2 separate regions of the Homo sapiens genome follow, and region 1 is linked to region 2. A link is an interaction called in ENCODE POLR2A ChIA-PET data of the cell type or tissue named here. Cell type or tissue: PC-3. All regions are shown on one strand.

Evidence for each region. ChIA-PET counts read pairs that join two places held together with the same protein. Peaks named below come from ENCODE experiments on the same cell type or tissue, not always from the same donor. Only the 100,000 strongest peaks of a DNase experiment are listed, where the experiment ranks them.
Region 1: POLR2A ChIA-PET joins it to region 2 with 5 read pairs; 3 of 35 experiments call an interaction of 5 or more read pairs at or near these places.

What each region holds. Positions count from the first base shown.
Region 1 is chr7:116,224,366-116,232,365 of GRCh38, forward strand. All of the region lies in intron 1 of TES (testin LIM domain protein), which reads left to right. Among named protein-coding and RNA genes, the nearest start is that of TES, 18 kb to the left of the region's middle. RefSeq lists enhancers at 5,187-5,306, 6,251-6,320, 6,391-6,470. In PC-3, a CTCF peak has its summit at 2,128; DNase peaks (open chromatin) are centred at 3,486 and 7,706; H3K4me3 peaks cover 808 bases; H3K27ac peaks cover 4,805 bases.
Region 2 is chr7:116,541,243-116,549,242 of GRCh38, forward strand. The region is part of intron 2 of CAV1 (caveolin 1); the gene reads left to right. Among named protein-coding and RNA genes, the nearest start is that of CAV1, 20 kb to the left of the region's middle. In PC-3, no CTCF peak of the experiment used is centred here; no DNase peak of the experiment used is centred here; H3K27ac peaks cover 2,291 bases.

The DNA of each region.
Region 1 (8,000 bases), 320 kb before region 2:
TTTGAAAAATTTGAAAAGAATGATATTTTGCTTCATTGCCCTGAGTACTGCATAATGTATGTAATCTTACATATAATATAGCAGATAATTTTTAGTACTAGTCGTGTCTACATGTTTTGAGTAAACACCTTTCAATTTTGAAATATAATTTGTTCATTTGTATTTCTTGCTCATTCTTTTAATTTTTTTTTTCTCTTGCTGTAACATTGAAAGAGACCTATTTTGCGTCAGGACCCTGGAGATTTTTGTTGACTCACACCTCATTCTTCTGAGGATCCCCTTGTGTGTGAATTTATCACCTCGGGGACTTCCATGTTAGTGTAGCTGATGTGCAGACATTCAGCTTCCTCATAATAAGTCCCAGGTTTTGCCTAGGATGGAGGAATTCCTGCCTAGCAAACAATGAGCAGTCTTTAAGATCAAAATTGATTACTCTAGAGAAGTTACAGAAGAGGAATATTACCCTTTACATTACTATTTACCTTTTTAGTTTCAGTTTGGAGGGAAAAAAAAACAGTGACTTTGTAGTGAGTGCATAGAGTTTGAGTGAGAAATGCCAAGATGCAAATCTCACTTCTGCCACTTGCTAGTTGGGTAGTCTTAGGCAAGTTAATTTCTCCAAGTCTCAATTTCCTTTTTATGAAATAGGGATGATAATACTTTTCCAATAGGTTGTTGGGGATTAAATGTGATGGTTATATGTATTTTAGCTGGCAGGTAGTAACATTTTAACAAACGGTGGTTGAGGTGTTTTTACTAACACTTCCACCATCACAACCCTCAGTGCTCATTTTTTAAAGTATAGTTAAAAACACTTCAACATATCCTGCCAAAACTAAAATTTATTATTGTTTCCTAGAATGTAGCAGGATCTATTTCTGCTCTTCTTCAAATATGTTACTGTATGTATTGAGGTATAGATGTTTTGAGTAATCAGCTACAACTTGATTACATCTCAAACTCAAGTAGAGAAATTGTCTTGATGACAATACCTTTGTCATTAACTTAATACTGTTACTGCCTTAAGAAATGTAGGGATAGATTGAGTAGGAATCATCCACTTTAATTTGTTAAAGTCCCAGAAAACTTGACGTACTACCTCCAGAATATATTTTATTACAAAATATTTAGGCAGAAAGAACACTTGTTTCCTTTTCATTCCTAACATAATAGTCTATGTGATTATTTACTGCTGTCTGTGAACAAAAAAGATTTCTGACCATTTGGCTTACAGTGGATTTTGTGATAGAGATGCATACAGGGCTTCTGGCTTTATACATCTAAGCTGAAAAGGTGAGGGGATGTGGAAATGAATCCTAGAATCTGCAGTAAATAGTTTTATTCCTGTTTCCTTATGGATGAGCCATGTTGACAACTAAAGACCCTTAACTGATTATTCTATTCTTGAGCTATAATATTTGGTCTTCAGTTAAAAATTCCATTACATTCTATTTTTAAAACTGATTTAGGAAATAGGGCTTCTTTATCAGGGCGTTCCATTTTATGACCTATCTTGAGGCACTATTTATTGGTTAGGAGCAGTCACAGCTCTGTCCCAGTTTCTTCATGTGGATAAAAATGTGGGTAGTAATAGTATCTCAGACTCTCATAAGATTGTTATGAGGTTAAAATGAGATAATCCATGTAAAATACTTAGAACCCTGCATGGCAGTGTAAGTGCTCAATAAAAATCAGCTGCTGCTTTTATTATCACCACCCCTTCCAGTGTCTTTTTGTGTGTGTGTAAAAAGGCAGTGGAAGTTCCTTGGGATAAAGATATGTTATGATAAAGATTGTTTGATAATTAAAACAATTAAATAAATAAAACTTTCTAGCACTATTGTAAATCTCAGACACTGGCAGGTACTAGGAGTTCAAATATGAACAAGAAGCTCACAATCTAATGGGGGTAAATTGATGTGCACACAATCATAATATAGTAAGGAAGGACTTAATAACACAATTTGTGCCAAGGGGATAGTTAAAGAAAGGTATCACAGAGTTACTGACATTAGAATTGAGTCTGTGGGCCCAGTAGAGACAACGACTTTGGCAGATGGAGAAGAAGAGGAGCAGAGGTTCAAGCAAAGTGAAAAGCTCCGCTTAAAACAGAGAGCGGCTGGAGGGGAGTGGTGTGAGGAAGGCAGGTGGCGCCAGGCTTTAAAGGATCTTCTTTGCATGCTAAGAAAAGTGAAATTCATTGAACTTATTAAAACCATCTAGCAAGGGGAGTGTTATGATTATCTTTAGGTTTATTAAAATAATTTTGAGAATAGCAATACAACGTCATACAAAATGATCAGTTAGGAGAGTGTGGTCTCAGGATGATATGATGTGAGTTTGAACATGAACACTCGAGTGCAGATGAGGGAGCAGACTGTGTGGTTTTTAGAAAAGAGACACTAGAATTTGGAGCATCGTAAGCATGGCTAGACAAGGACAAGGAGGCCTCTGGGCCCCAGGTTGGGTGACCAAGTGGGTGGTGACAACTTTGTCTTCAGTCTTCTTCTCATGTATTTCAGCCTTGAGTAAGTGAGAGATGGGAAGTTTTTGTTTTTATTAGCAAAGAAAGAGAAATGTAGCAGATTTATTAAGAATGACTAATTGTAGCTCTTAATCACACTAGTTCTTTGTATTCTTACCTAAGAAAGTTGGCAAACTAATAAAATGTGCAACTATTTTTATATTTAAGTTTGGTTTTCTGTGTAACCTACACTTTTTATTTTATTTATTTATTTATTTATTTATTTATTTATTTATTTATTTATTGGAGATGGAGTCTCACTCTGTCACCCAGGCTGGAGTGCATGGCGTGATCTCAGCTCACTGCAACCTCTGTCCCCTGAGTTCAAGCGATTCTCCTGCCTCAGCCTCCCGAGTAGCTGGGATTACAGGCATCTATCACCGCGCCCGGCTATTTTTTGTATTTTTTTTTTTTAGTAGAAACGGGGTTTCACCATCTTGGCCAGGCTGGTCTTGAACTCTTGACCTCATGATCCACCCGCCTCAGCCTCCCAAATTGCTGGGATTACAGGCATGAGCCACCGTGTCTGGCCAACCTACACTTTTTTGGTAATGCAAATCTTGTTAGAGATTTGGAAACAGGCAATGAACTAAAACGTTCAAATTTTAAATCTTGTGTCAGATCTTAATAAAAATATATTGATTGGGTGGGGGACTTCACAGATCACACTGGATTTCTAAGAGAGCCATTTGCTAAGAGGAATTATTTAGATATGTAGTTCCTTTGTCCAGAATATTTATCTGGATGAACAAAATCTAAAATGCTTCTTTAGGAGTGTAATATGAATATATGTGTGTGTATATATACATGCATATGTGTGTGTATATATGATAGGTGGATAAACATGCATGCACACACACACTGAGAAAGCGGGAGTGGGAGAGAGAGATGTATATTTCATATGATCTACCTTCATTCCAATATTATTAAAGAAGTCTTAGTAATGCTTGTTTAGTAACCACATAGGATTCTTTACTCCAGAGGGAAATTTGGTTATGAAAACAGCATGAATCAGATGATCTCACCCTGAATACTGCATAATATCTTCCAGACCCAAATTGTCTCCAGATCAACTCAGACCATGTTTGAAATACCAGATGTTCCATAGTCTTTTTTTTGTTTTTTTTTTTTTGTTTTTTTTTAAGTATCTGACATGCAGTACCTTTTTCTGGGTCAGAAGGGTCACCTGAAATGTTGCCAACCTATTCGACTGCTGAAAATTATGAATATGGATACATTGATTCCATTCCCATTTCTTATTCTAAAATAAGCAGGGGATAAAAGGGTGTTTGGAGGCACAGATCATGGGAATGTAAATTCAGTTTATGGAGCCTGCAGTTAAAGATACTTAAGACCTATTTGTCTATGATTCGTGTTTCACAGTAAAATTATGTAGTCACTTTTATTTTTTTCTTAGGACCTTGATAGATAGTCCCAAAGCCTGACTGTAATTTCTCCCAATATAGTCAATCCAAAGGACCTGTTTTCTTGGACGCTGAAGAAGAAAAATTATTCTGTCATATCCTTTTATTGATGCTGGCCAGAATGTGTTACTAAAATTATATGAAGTAGACAGCTTTGAGACTTGTGCGCTTATGAAAAACATGTGTTTTTAGGCACTAAGTGTTGAGTCTGCAGGGAATACCGTATCACATTTACTGTTGAAATTATGTTAAAATAATTACGTGCAACAGGACTGAGTTTTATCATTCACAGCTTAAGTCTTTTGTTTCCTATGCATACTTTATAAAACTACTCCACCAGAGTTACAAGTGATTCTGACTTCTGAGAGTCATTAATATATTAGCTTTTTCAAATAATTATTTTCTATTTAGTGATTAAACTTTGAGCAGATGACCATGCTGAATAATAACCAAACTAAGACACAGTTAATCTGACACATGATTTGCAATAAAATTAAAAGGTATCTTGGAGCCAATCTAGTTTAATTTCCTCATTATCTAGATGAAGCCTAAAGAAGAAAGATCACTTTCAAAATCCCTGAACACGCCAGTGACACTCTGTGACCAGAACACAGGTTTCCTGACTCTCCTCCAGGGATCTTTCTACATTTTCAAAGTTCCCCGTTAGCTCTCTAGTATCTATAACTATATATATATATATATATATATATATATATATATAATCATTTCCTTAATATTTGGTAATTCTCACAACATAGATATGACATACAGGTACACCTATCTTGGTTATATTTGTCCAAGGGTCTAGATTTCACTTTCTAAACAGCTAGTTCGCCTTAGCTGAGGAGCTAAGCCTCTCTGGGCTCACCTTCCTCCCTGCCACTCTCTCTCGCACCCTGGGCATCATTAAATAACACCTTCCCTATTTATATCCCTCACCAAGAGTTCTCCAGCCCAGACATCTGTAGACATCTTGTAGGCAGAAACTAACCTACAAGATTTGGATGTCCAAGAATAGTCATAGCCTTGGCTCTTCAGGAAAGGAGAAGAACACTAAGGAGAAGGTGTGGTCTATGCTGAGGGTAAAGAGAAGAGATGAGAAGAATTCTGGGTCCTGGACTTCAGGGAATCCTGAATACAAAGTGAATAATGGAGAGAAATTAGAGAAGCCCTTAGAGTAGATGGGGTTCCAAATCCTTGAACTGAAACCAAGAGGAGTTGAGGAACCTCAGTTCTTGTGACACTCTGCCCAAAATAGGCCCTAAGAAACTGTACTTGGGGCAGTTCTGGCTGTGAAACTCCTTTTACCACAGATTAGAGTCCATATGCTTCCCTTCATCTGATATGCATTTGACTTATGAAGGGGAGAATAGCAGATGATTAGATGCCTCAGTTGGAAGAAATTTGCCTCACACTGGTAGAGGTATGTCTGCTACTGTGTAATTTTATAATATAAATTGGATTTAACAACTGCATTCTAAATTATAATTCAATCTGAAACTAGGCACATCCTAAACAAGGAAAATGCTAGAGTGTGAATCACGTATCTTCTTTCTTGGAAAGGCATTGTTTTTGTTTCCTAACAGAGGGTTGATAAAGAGGATAAAAATATGGAAAAAGTTCTCACCCAATAATGTGGCATAAGTCAGAGATCTTCAGTGCTGGTATCAATGAGATTTAAGTTTTGTAGCTATATACTTATAGCTATAAAATAAATTTCTTACTGAAATGTTCTCAGGAAAACAAGTTTATTGCCAGTCTGAAACTCTAATTTCTCTAGCTGCTAAAAGTGATTTTGAAAACTTGGTGTCATTTTTGTTTGTGTTTGGTGTGTGTGTTTGTTTTTAATTAGGACTGCTTCCATTGGGTTATAGTAGGAGAAAGTGTATCATATTGCCGTGACCCATTCCACTCTCTTTCACTTACTTGCTCTCTGTCTGTGATGTTTAAAAGTTCCCTCACACTTAGGTCTGAGCATGTGGGGAAAATGAAAGTGTTTGTGTTTGGAAAGGTAGAGGGGCACTTTTTCCAGGCAGTCACAAATCTAACTGGAAAGAGTCCATAAAGAGATTAAGTTGGCCTTCCAGGCAGGTCCCAAGGGCAAAAGAACCCTGGAACAATACTTTCTGGGTTTTCCAGAGCGGCCTACAGAGCCAATTTCTCAAGTTACTGCTTTTCCCAAGGCCTGGTCTCCTGGTCCCTGTGAGGGCTTCCTGAGCTTCTGCTAGCAGAGCTTGAGAGGTGCTCTTGCTCCTCACCCTCCCCTGTTGCCCTGTGGCTTTCCTCTTTACCAGTCTCTCCTGTCTCTGAGGATGTCATCCTCTGTTAAGCTGGTAGCCTAAGACATGGCATTGAATGCTTCAAGAGGTTTAGTTTCTTCCTTGGGAAAATGAAAAGGAAAACAAAACAAAGTACTCCGCCTGCTACAAGGCCAGCCCTGTCACTCTGAAAGTGCTTTACAATTTTTTGGCTCTTCCTTTGCCCTCTTCTGCCACAGGCCTTGTGTATGGTGTTTCCTCTGCCCTGAATGCACTTCTCTGAGCCAAATTAGATACTGCTCAGCCTTTCCATTGTAATTCATGCACCTCTCCTTCAGCGAAGCTTCCCCAGCCTTCCTTATTTATCTTGTCTTCCTTTTTAAAGCTCTCAGAAAGTCATCTACACTTAGAGATGGTGCAAGAGTGTTTCTGGAAAAGAAAGTTCTTTTCTTTGGGGCAGAAATTAGCTAGTGACTCTTTGGAAGACAAGAGCTCCCATTTGACACGCTAGTCCTCTGCCCCAAAAGAACAGTAGAGCAGGAGCCAGATGCTGAGTTTTAGGTCTGGTTTGCTATTGAGTAGCTGTGCAACCAGGAGCAAATTATCCCTCCTCTCTGGATTCTATTTTCCTGATCTCTTACATGAGGGAGATGCCTAGTCCTGTCCAGAATAAGAATATGTGGGAGACTTTAAAAGAGCAGCAGTTCATGAAATACCACCAGCTCTAGTAATTCTAATAAATAAAATGATAGCTATTTTAAGAATATATTGATGAAAAGTGTCAAACTCTGTAAAAGTATTTGAAGATCTTATTCTGAGCCAAATATGAGTGATCAATGGCCTATGACACAGCCCTGAGGAGACTCTGAGAACATGTGCCCAAGGTGGTCAGGCTACAACTTGGTTTTATACATATTACAGACATCCGTCAATACATGAAAGATGTACATTGCTTCAGTCTGGAAAGACAGGACCACTGGAGGTGGGGGGCGGTCCTTCCAGGTCATGGGCAGATTCACAGATTTTCTGATTGGTGATTAGTTGAAAGCCTTATTATCTAAAGACCTGAAATCCAAAAAAAGGAATGTCTGGGTTATGATAAGGGGGCTTGTAAGGACCAAGGTTTTATCATGTAGATGAAGCCTCCTGGTAGCAGGTGTCAGAGAGAATAGATTGTCAATGTTTCTTATCAGAGTCTGTTCTGTCAGTCTTAGGTCTCTGTGTTTCTGCTAATGCTGGTCAGCTGTGAAGCAGCGCCCACCCACCCCCAGCTCCCCATTTCCTATCATGGCCTGAACTAGTTTTTCAGGCTCACTTTGGAATGACCTTGGCCAAGAGGTGGGGTCCATTCAGATGCTTCATGGGTTTATAATTTTATTTTTGATTTACAAAGATAAAAAGTTGGTAGGAGAAAACAACTTGCCCCTTTGCAAAGTTGACTTTGTAAGTCAGTAGCGAGCTACTCCAAAGCCTTAGTGTAAAAACTGCTGACTCATGGAGGTTCTAGTTACATTTGCTGAACTTTCAAGTTGGATTCAGAAATAGTGAATGAGATGGTATTGTTCCAGGATGTTTGCAGTCTTTTATAAGCCCAGTGTTGTTCAGACCAGGCAATTCCAATCTGAAGGCATGCAAGAATTTAAGTGGCCATTTAATTTAGAGGCAGAAGCATATTTCTAGATATTATCTGTCCACAAATATCAGGATTTTATACACACATGTAAGTTTGTATGTGTATGTGCAAGTTCTTTGTCATGAGGTAAAATTTATTCCATGTTGTGAATTATATAAAAG
Region 2 (8,000 bases):
AAGGAGCCAAGAGGAAACCCAGGGTAAGGCTGAGGAGGGACTGTTTCGTGTAGGTGATTTATTGGAAGGGTTGGAAGGAAACATGGAATGACAATTACCTTTGGTTATTGTCAGGTTAGTATGAGACTTACAAGAAAAGCACTGCTCAGACGCAATTACCATTCAAGATAAGAAATAATAGGAAAGGCTAGCACACTTAGCTTTTTATTTAAAAAAGTGTTAGGTAGGCTGAGCACGGTGGCTCACTCCTGTAATCCCAGCACTTTGGGAGGCCAAGGTGGATAGATGACTTGAGCCCAGAAGCTTGAGACCAGCCTGGACAACATGGTGAAACCTCATGTCTACAAAAAAATACAAAAATTAGCCAGGCATGATGGCATGCACCTGTAGTCTCAGCTACTTGGGGGGCCAAGAGGTGGGAAGATTGCTTGAGCCCAGGAAGTCGAGGCTGCAGTGAGCCATGATTGTGCCACTGCATGACAGCCTGGGCAACCGAGTGAGAGCCTGCCTCAAAAAAAAAAAAAAAAAAAGTGTTAGGTGACATGAGAGAAGATCTTCCAAGTAATAAGAGTGGCTAATCCCAGGAATGTGTCACCAGAGGTTATTTTGTAATAGTCGTGTGTTAAATTCCTTATTTGTCTATATAACTTCTCAAATCCTTCTGCCTCTACAGTTATAGTTTAACTGGCGCATAACAGCCTTCACACACAGCCTCATAATTAAACATAGACATACATATGAACACTTTCCCCTATGCCAGCAGGATACTTGGTTTGTTTAGGGGCAAAGAGGAATTGATGTGGCGTTGTTTCAATCAGTGGTTGAAAATGCAAGTGGTAAACATTGAAAAATAGAACACTGCAAAAGGCATGCATTGTATATACCAAAAGGTCAGCATGAAGCATTATCTGTATGGCAAGCCTGCCCATCCACTCCCTCCTACACGTTGCATATTCACACAGTTTTGCAGCTTGTATAAACCCCTATTGTGATAGAAACTCATGAAAGAGTGTGGTCTCTGCGAAAGCTGGCTGTTCTGTGAATTTAGACCAGTGGTTCTTCACCCTGGCTGCAAATCATCTGGGGAACATTTAAAAACACTGTTTTAAACACCCCAACCCTAGAAATTCTGATTTAATTGGTCTGTGGTGGGGCCCAGAACTCTGTATTCTTTTTTTAAGGCTCTCAGGTGCTGCTAATGTATAGCTAAAATTGGGTCTGGTTTAGACTCTCAGAATTTCTTAATAATTAAACACTTTATCATGACAAGACTTTCAGGACCTTAAAGGCCACAGTGGGGTAGTTATCATTTCACTAGGTCCTCATCTGGGGAGGTCCTTGGCATTTTTACTGGAATATATTTGTCACTCAAATTTCTATTACAAAAAATTCTTTCTTGCACACTGCTTTAGCAACTACATGAGATATACTTTGTACATAGCACAAATCTCATATCACTTATGTAATCCAGCTCTGTGGTTCCTTCCTTTCCTTTGCCTGTTTATTTTTAATTCTTCCCAAGAGGAAGCTTAGCCAGTTAGAACACCAGAGTATCATCCCCCTCCCCCTTTTCCCACCTGAGTTCATGGCTTAGACATACTAGGAATGAAGCTGACAACATGCACTAGTTTTTTTCGAAATTATGCAGCAAAATTCCCAAAGTGCGAGTGGCCACAGAGATCTTCACAGGGCCCAGGGACAGGCAGACATCATTCTTTCTCCAGTTCCTGGCACAGAAAAGAGACCTTAGGTTACTGAGAAGATACCAGTCCCTCCTCAGAGCAGACAAGGAAACTGAGCCTCAGAATGAAAGACTGAATTTCAGTCCTTTCTTGAACATGGACCTCCAGGGTTATATTGGGCCTTGGAAAAGGCACTTACACTCTGGACTGTAGTTTCTTCATCTATAAAATCAAGAGGCAGAAACAGACAATCTCTAAGTTGCCTTTATTTATAAAATTCCGAGATTCTAGTTGACCAGTATTCATACAAGAGTTGAAGCCTGTAAGAGTGCAGAAAGCCCACACAAAGAGACAGTGGAAGACCTCTCATCAGTAGTATTTTTATTACCCTCTTCCTAGGTTTTACCAGTCAACATCCTCACTGTTAATATACAGACCGTGGTATTTAATTAAATCATCTTTGAAATACTGAGCTATCAACAGATGGCATGCTGAATGCAAAAGGACCACAAATAAATATTTGGTACTGAAGAAGATCAAGAGTTGGAGTTCATTTCCCATTCTGATCTGGGCTCAGAACTCTGTGGTCTTCCCTCTAATCATCCTTGCCACCAAATTGGCTGTATCTGTTCTAAGATGGATCAGAAAATCAGTTCCAAAGTTGGCTACAAACTTTCAGGTTTGGGTTTTGTTTTGTTTTTTTGTTTTGTTTTGTTTTGTTTTTGCAACCAGCCAATTCATCTTAGTTCACATGACAGAGAAGTGCATAATTACTTGCAACTTTAGTTAGAGCAGTGGCCTTAAGAAGGTCTAGCTAAATAAAAAGTGCTCAGACTTTCTGAGTGCTGACAGTTGTCAAATTCACCTAGTTCACATGGCCCCATTTCTATCGTTTGTTTTGTTTTGTTTTTGTTTTTTAACAGCCCATCTGTGAGCAATAGGATCAGATGACTAAGAGCTACAGGGCAGAAACACTGTTACTTAGAGTCAAATTTTCCCATTACCTAGCTGTAAAGAGTTTGTTTCTCTCTGACTCATATAAAGTTTACCATTTAGGCCCCTGCATGATTTTAATTCCATCACTTAACACCCCAGCCATATGATTCTGAAGGTAAACATGAAGGCGTTTGAATTCCAGACCACCTAAACATTCTTAAGGAAATCATCATCTCCACGGGCAGAGCTATGCCAAAATCTGTAGGTTTTAACTCAAATTTCATGATAAGCAAAAATTGAATTAATTTGTCTTCCATTTTGTTCACCTTTTTGCCAAAATTATGCCTGGATTAGAATAAATAAATTCAATCAATGAATGCAATCACTAATTCTTACGCCAGATAATAACACATTCAGAATTCTCCTTTCCCTGGGAGATTTTATCAGGTTAGTGTTCTTGTAAACAGGAGAAAGAGAAAAATATAACTTAGTAAATAGCAGTATTCACTAATTCATTCATTTATTCAACAAATATTAATTTACTACCTACTACATTCCAGGGAGCTTAGAGTCTAGTATCAGAAATAATAACCACACACACACATACACACACACTACATTAAATAAGGATGTGATAGGCTAGATGAAATAAATAAATAAATAAAAGGTCCAGGTGAGAAAAGAAGGTGGGGGCTAGAAAGAAGTCATTGAAGAAAAAACATTTAGGTTAAAACATTATGAATAACTTAGAGTGAGCCAAGTGCAGAGTGCTGAAGGAGTGCTCCAGGCAAAATCAACAGCAAATGGGGAGTCCTTGATGTAGAAAAGGGTTTGAGGAATTGTCCTGGGAGAAATACTCAAGATTCCAGTCTGAATTCTAGAGGTTAGTGATTTAGAGAGGCAAGTACGAAAATGACTTCCTCTCTTACCTTAAAAGTAAGTGCACCATAGAAGGAAATCACCCTTCCTTGGTAATAATTCCTGAGTGAGCCTGAGAAGCCAGAGGCCATCTCTATTTTATAGGCACTGTCCCCTTTTCAGTTACCCATGGCTAGCTCATTGACCTTGTCCTGGTCGTTTCCTCATTTCACTTACTCCATCCTCAAAACGTAGACGCTTCATAAATATTGTATAAATGAATGAACTCACAAAGTCACAGTACAGCAAGGCAAAAGTGCCTGCAATAAACAAGCATTCTAGGCTAGAAATATTTCTCAACTTCAAATTGTGTCTTATTACATTGTATTCCGATTTTCTAGAGTGGTAGTTCTCAGTCAAGGGAAAGTTTTTCTTCCCTTCCAGGGGATATTTGGCATTGTCTGGAGATAGTTTTAGTTGTCACGATTTGGGGGATGCTTCTGGCTCAACTTGGGTAGAGAAGCGGGGATGCTTATAATCATCCTACAGTGCACAGGACAGTACCCCCACCCACACTCCAGTAATGAAGAATCATTAGACCTAAAATGTTAATGGTGTCCAGGTAGAAAAACCCTGTTGTAGAGGTTGGGGACTGCGTCTTGACAGCCACATTATACAGTGTATCAAACAATTCTGTATAATGGGCTGTAATTATCCTTGCCTAGATTTTGCAAGAACCCTAGTGTGTATCTTTTTCCTCACTTGCCAAGCAATGTTCAAACCTGCAGAGATTTATTTCATTCATTTTCTGTGTGTTTAGTAAACAGACTAGAAGCACTGGAGGAAAAAATATTCCAGCAATGAGGTAAGACGAAAGCTATTAGTAACCCTAGTTTAACTTAGCTGAATAGTAGGAAACAACCTCTACCGTGAGGAAGTGTATTGTAGAAACTGAAAAGACGCTAATGATGTTTAAAAAGCTGTAGTTCAAACAAATGTGCATGCAGACCAATGGGTAGACTGAAAATGATGAAGACATTTCCGTTTCTTGTGTCTTTGATAGAAAAGAAAGAGCTTTTATTTTCTTTAGTGTGGCAATCATTCAGATTTGTCCCATGACATGCCCAGAAGGTTGAAGAATAACAAACTCCCAAGTGTAAACACAGAATTTAGCGAAGAATCCAGGCCTCTGGATGAATCCCTGTAATTGCATGTTTGGATAAAATAAGATTTTCATACATTAAACAAGGTAGGATTTTTCTATCTGGGACGGAACTTTCAACACTTGGAGGGGTTGTAGTTATTTCTCCTCAAAGATGGCAAACATGAGTGCCCCGAGTTATCCCTCCTCTCTGTTCAAGTTCGCTAACTAATCACCCAGTATCCATGCTATCGCTGGCCCTTCTGTGGCCTATTTTTATACTGTTCACTGTTCAGTGTCACTTGTTTGGTAACACTCAACATCAACATGTGCTACCAAATTGACACCAGAGGACAAAAAAGAATCAAGATATGTACAGCCTGCTTTGTACTGAGCCAGCTGCCACTAGATGTTTTTTGTGATAATGAACACGTGAGGCCATGTGGACGCGAGAGATGGCTCCGGGTTCCCTCAGACGGCTCACAGCCAGCTGGTCTGCAGTGCGGTTTTAGATTCCGATGTGGGAACCCCATAAAAAAGAATATGCAGGCCAGGCGTGGTGGCTCATGCCTGTAATCCCAGCAATTTGGGAGCCTGAGGCGGGTGGATCACCTGAGGTCAGGAGTTCGAGACCAGCCTCGCCAACATGGTGAAATCCTGCCTCTACTAAAAATAAAAAAAAAAAAAATTAGTCAGGTGTGGTGGCGGATGCCTGTAATCCCAGCTACTTGGGAGGCTGAGGCAGGAGAATCGCTTGAACCTGGGAGGCAGAGGTTGCAGTGAGCAAAGATCGCACCATTGCACTTCAGACTGGGCAACAAGAATGAGACTCTGTCACAAAAAAAAAAAAAAAAAGTCTGCAGGCTGCATAAAGAGGTATGAAAATGTTCCAGAAATCCCAAATCCTATCCCTGAGGTTCATTTTGGTGAGGGAATGTGTGTGCATTTTCTAGGGCTTCCCTAAAAAAGTATCACAAGCTGGATGGCCTAAAGCTACAGAAATTTCTTGGGGACAAATTTCATGATTCTGGAAGCTAGAGGTCCAAAATCAAGGTGTCAGCAAGGCTATGCTTTTTCTGAAGCCTATAGGGAAGGCCTTCCTTGTCTCTCCTAGTTTCTGGTGGTTTGCTGGCAATGTTTGGCATTCTGTGGATTGCAGCTACATAACTCCACTCTGCCTCCATCATTAATGGCCTTCTGCCTGAGTGTTTTCATATGACCATCTTCATATAAGGACACCAGTCATATTTGATGAGGGTTCCACCCTACTCCAGTATGACCTCATCTTCACTAACTACATCTGCAATGACCCTATATCCAAATAAAGTCACATTCTGAGTGTCTGGGGATTAGAACTTCAACAGAGCTTGTTGAAGGGGGCACAATTCAATGCATAACAGGATGGAAACTAGAAACGGGTATGTTTTTATCAGTGTAGAAAGATTTAGCTTAATTTTTCAAAGTGTAATAAAAACCCCAGGAAAACTCATACTCCCTCCTAAGAAGAGCAAAAGATGGAGAAACCCGATGGTTACCTTCAAACAAAAGGAAAGGAGGAATAAGATGAAAAGGAATTAATCCAAAGCAAAGAGAGTGGCTTATATGGAATGTTGGTGCAACTTTCTCTGACACATCTGTGCACTCATCAGCTGGGGCATCATCTCCCTGGGGTACATTTGGTCACTGTGTGCCTCATGGTAATAAACTCCAGAAGCCTCATTGACTTGCTAGAGATGAGCTCATCCTTCTTGCTTGCTTAATGGCAAAATACAAAATAAGCAGTCACTGACATGGAACGATTTCAGGAATGCCAAAAGGTTCTCCTTTTCCAAAATATCTCTTCCATCTTCCCAATACTGTTACTGACATCACTAACACCTCTCCACTTCCGGTTGAGACACCTGGGCCAGAGCTCCTGATGTGGCAGGCAGTGCCCTAAACGTTTTGCATAAATTAACTGATGCCCAGAGCAACAACCCTAAGATATAGGTACTATCATACCGCATCTTACAGATAAGAAACTTAGGCACAAAGAGGTTTAGTAGTTTAGATGAGATAACCCTGATGAGCAGAGATTCGAACCCAGCCTCCATGCTATTAACCAGGACATCATATTGCCTTTCATACATGCTCTTCAAAGGCAACACAGTAATCGATTATCACACTCACTCACATCTGATTGTCACATTTTTCAGATCTGCTCTCCTAGCAGAGAATGAAGCCTAAGGTATCCTTGTTTCTCAAAGTGTCCTCCCCAGACCAGCTGCATCAAAATGAGGGGATGAGGTGCAAATGCCTGGACCCTGCCCTTGGAGCACTGATTCATAATCTCAAGTCCCAAGAATCTGCATTTTAACAAGCATCCCCAGAAATTTCTTAAGTATACTAATGTATGGGAACCACTGACACTAAAGAAATGGAATAAGGGGAACGTACAATGTTACAGTAAACCAGGAAAAGCCAGAAAGACATGACAACACAGTGAGGACTCTGGTAGCCAATGGTCAGTCAAATGCCCAGGGGCCCTGGCCAGAAGAGAGTTAGGTTGCTGAGGAGTAAGAGTGATGCTGAATGTGGAGGCTTGAGAGCAGAAGGAAGCCAGCCAGCTATATCCTCTTGCTTGGATCACACACCCTTTCCTTGGTGGAAATGGTTATTTGCAGAGTTAGAGAAGGCATGTTTTACAGTTTGGATGGCAGGTATGGATGTAGACAATAAAGAGCAACCAGAGTCCATGGGTTCAGAAATCCCCATGTGTTTCTGTTTGAATGAGACGCTTGCATAAACAGCACAAGGAGTTTGGGGTGGGGTTAAAGAGAATGGTGTGGTATAGGGAGAGCTGAATGAGGAACTGAGAGAGCAAAATCCTGTGTTTGGTTCAATCACTGATTACAACCTCCCTGAGGCTCGGTCTCCTAATCTGTAAAATGGGGGGAAATAATACCTGCCTTGCAGGTCCTCACACACAGGGCATGATGTGAATCCACTGAGGCATATAGCACTGTGTAACATGAGTTATTGCTATTCCAAGGCCCGTAAAAGGCTCTTGCCTTGGAATATATCTGCCACACCAATGCCTGCAGTCCATTAATGACACATAAAGGACACTGGAGATAACGATGTCCCTTGTTCTATGCATCCCTCCCACCCATGCCAGAAAAGAAAACACAGTCACCTGAAGTCATTCTAAAGAGTATGCCTGCCTCTTTTCCTGCACAGACACATATACACAGACACGCACATACACAGACCATGCACATACACACACATGGGAAAACATGAGGAAAAGTGGAGACAAGAGGCACCAAAGGACAAAGTCACTTTTGTCGCCTGTCCCTTCCCCAGCAGGGCTGGGCCTGGGCTGCTTCTCCTGCCTCCTCCCT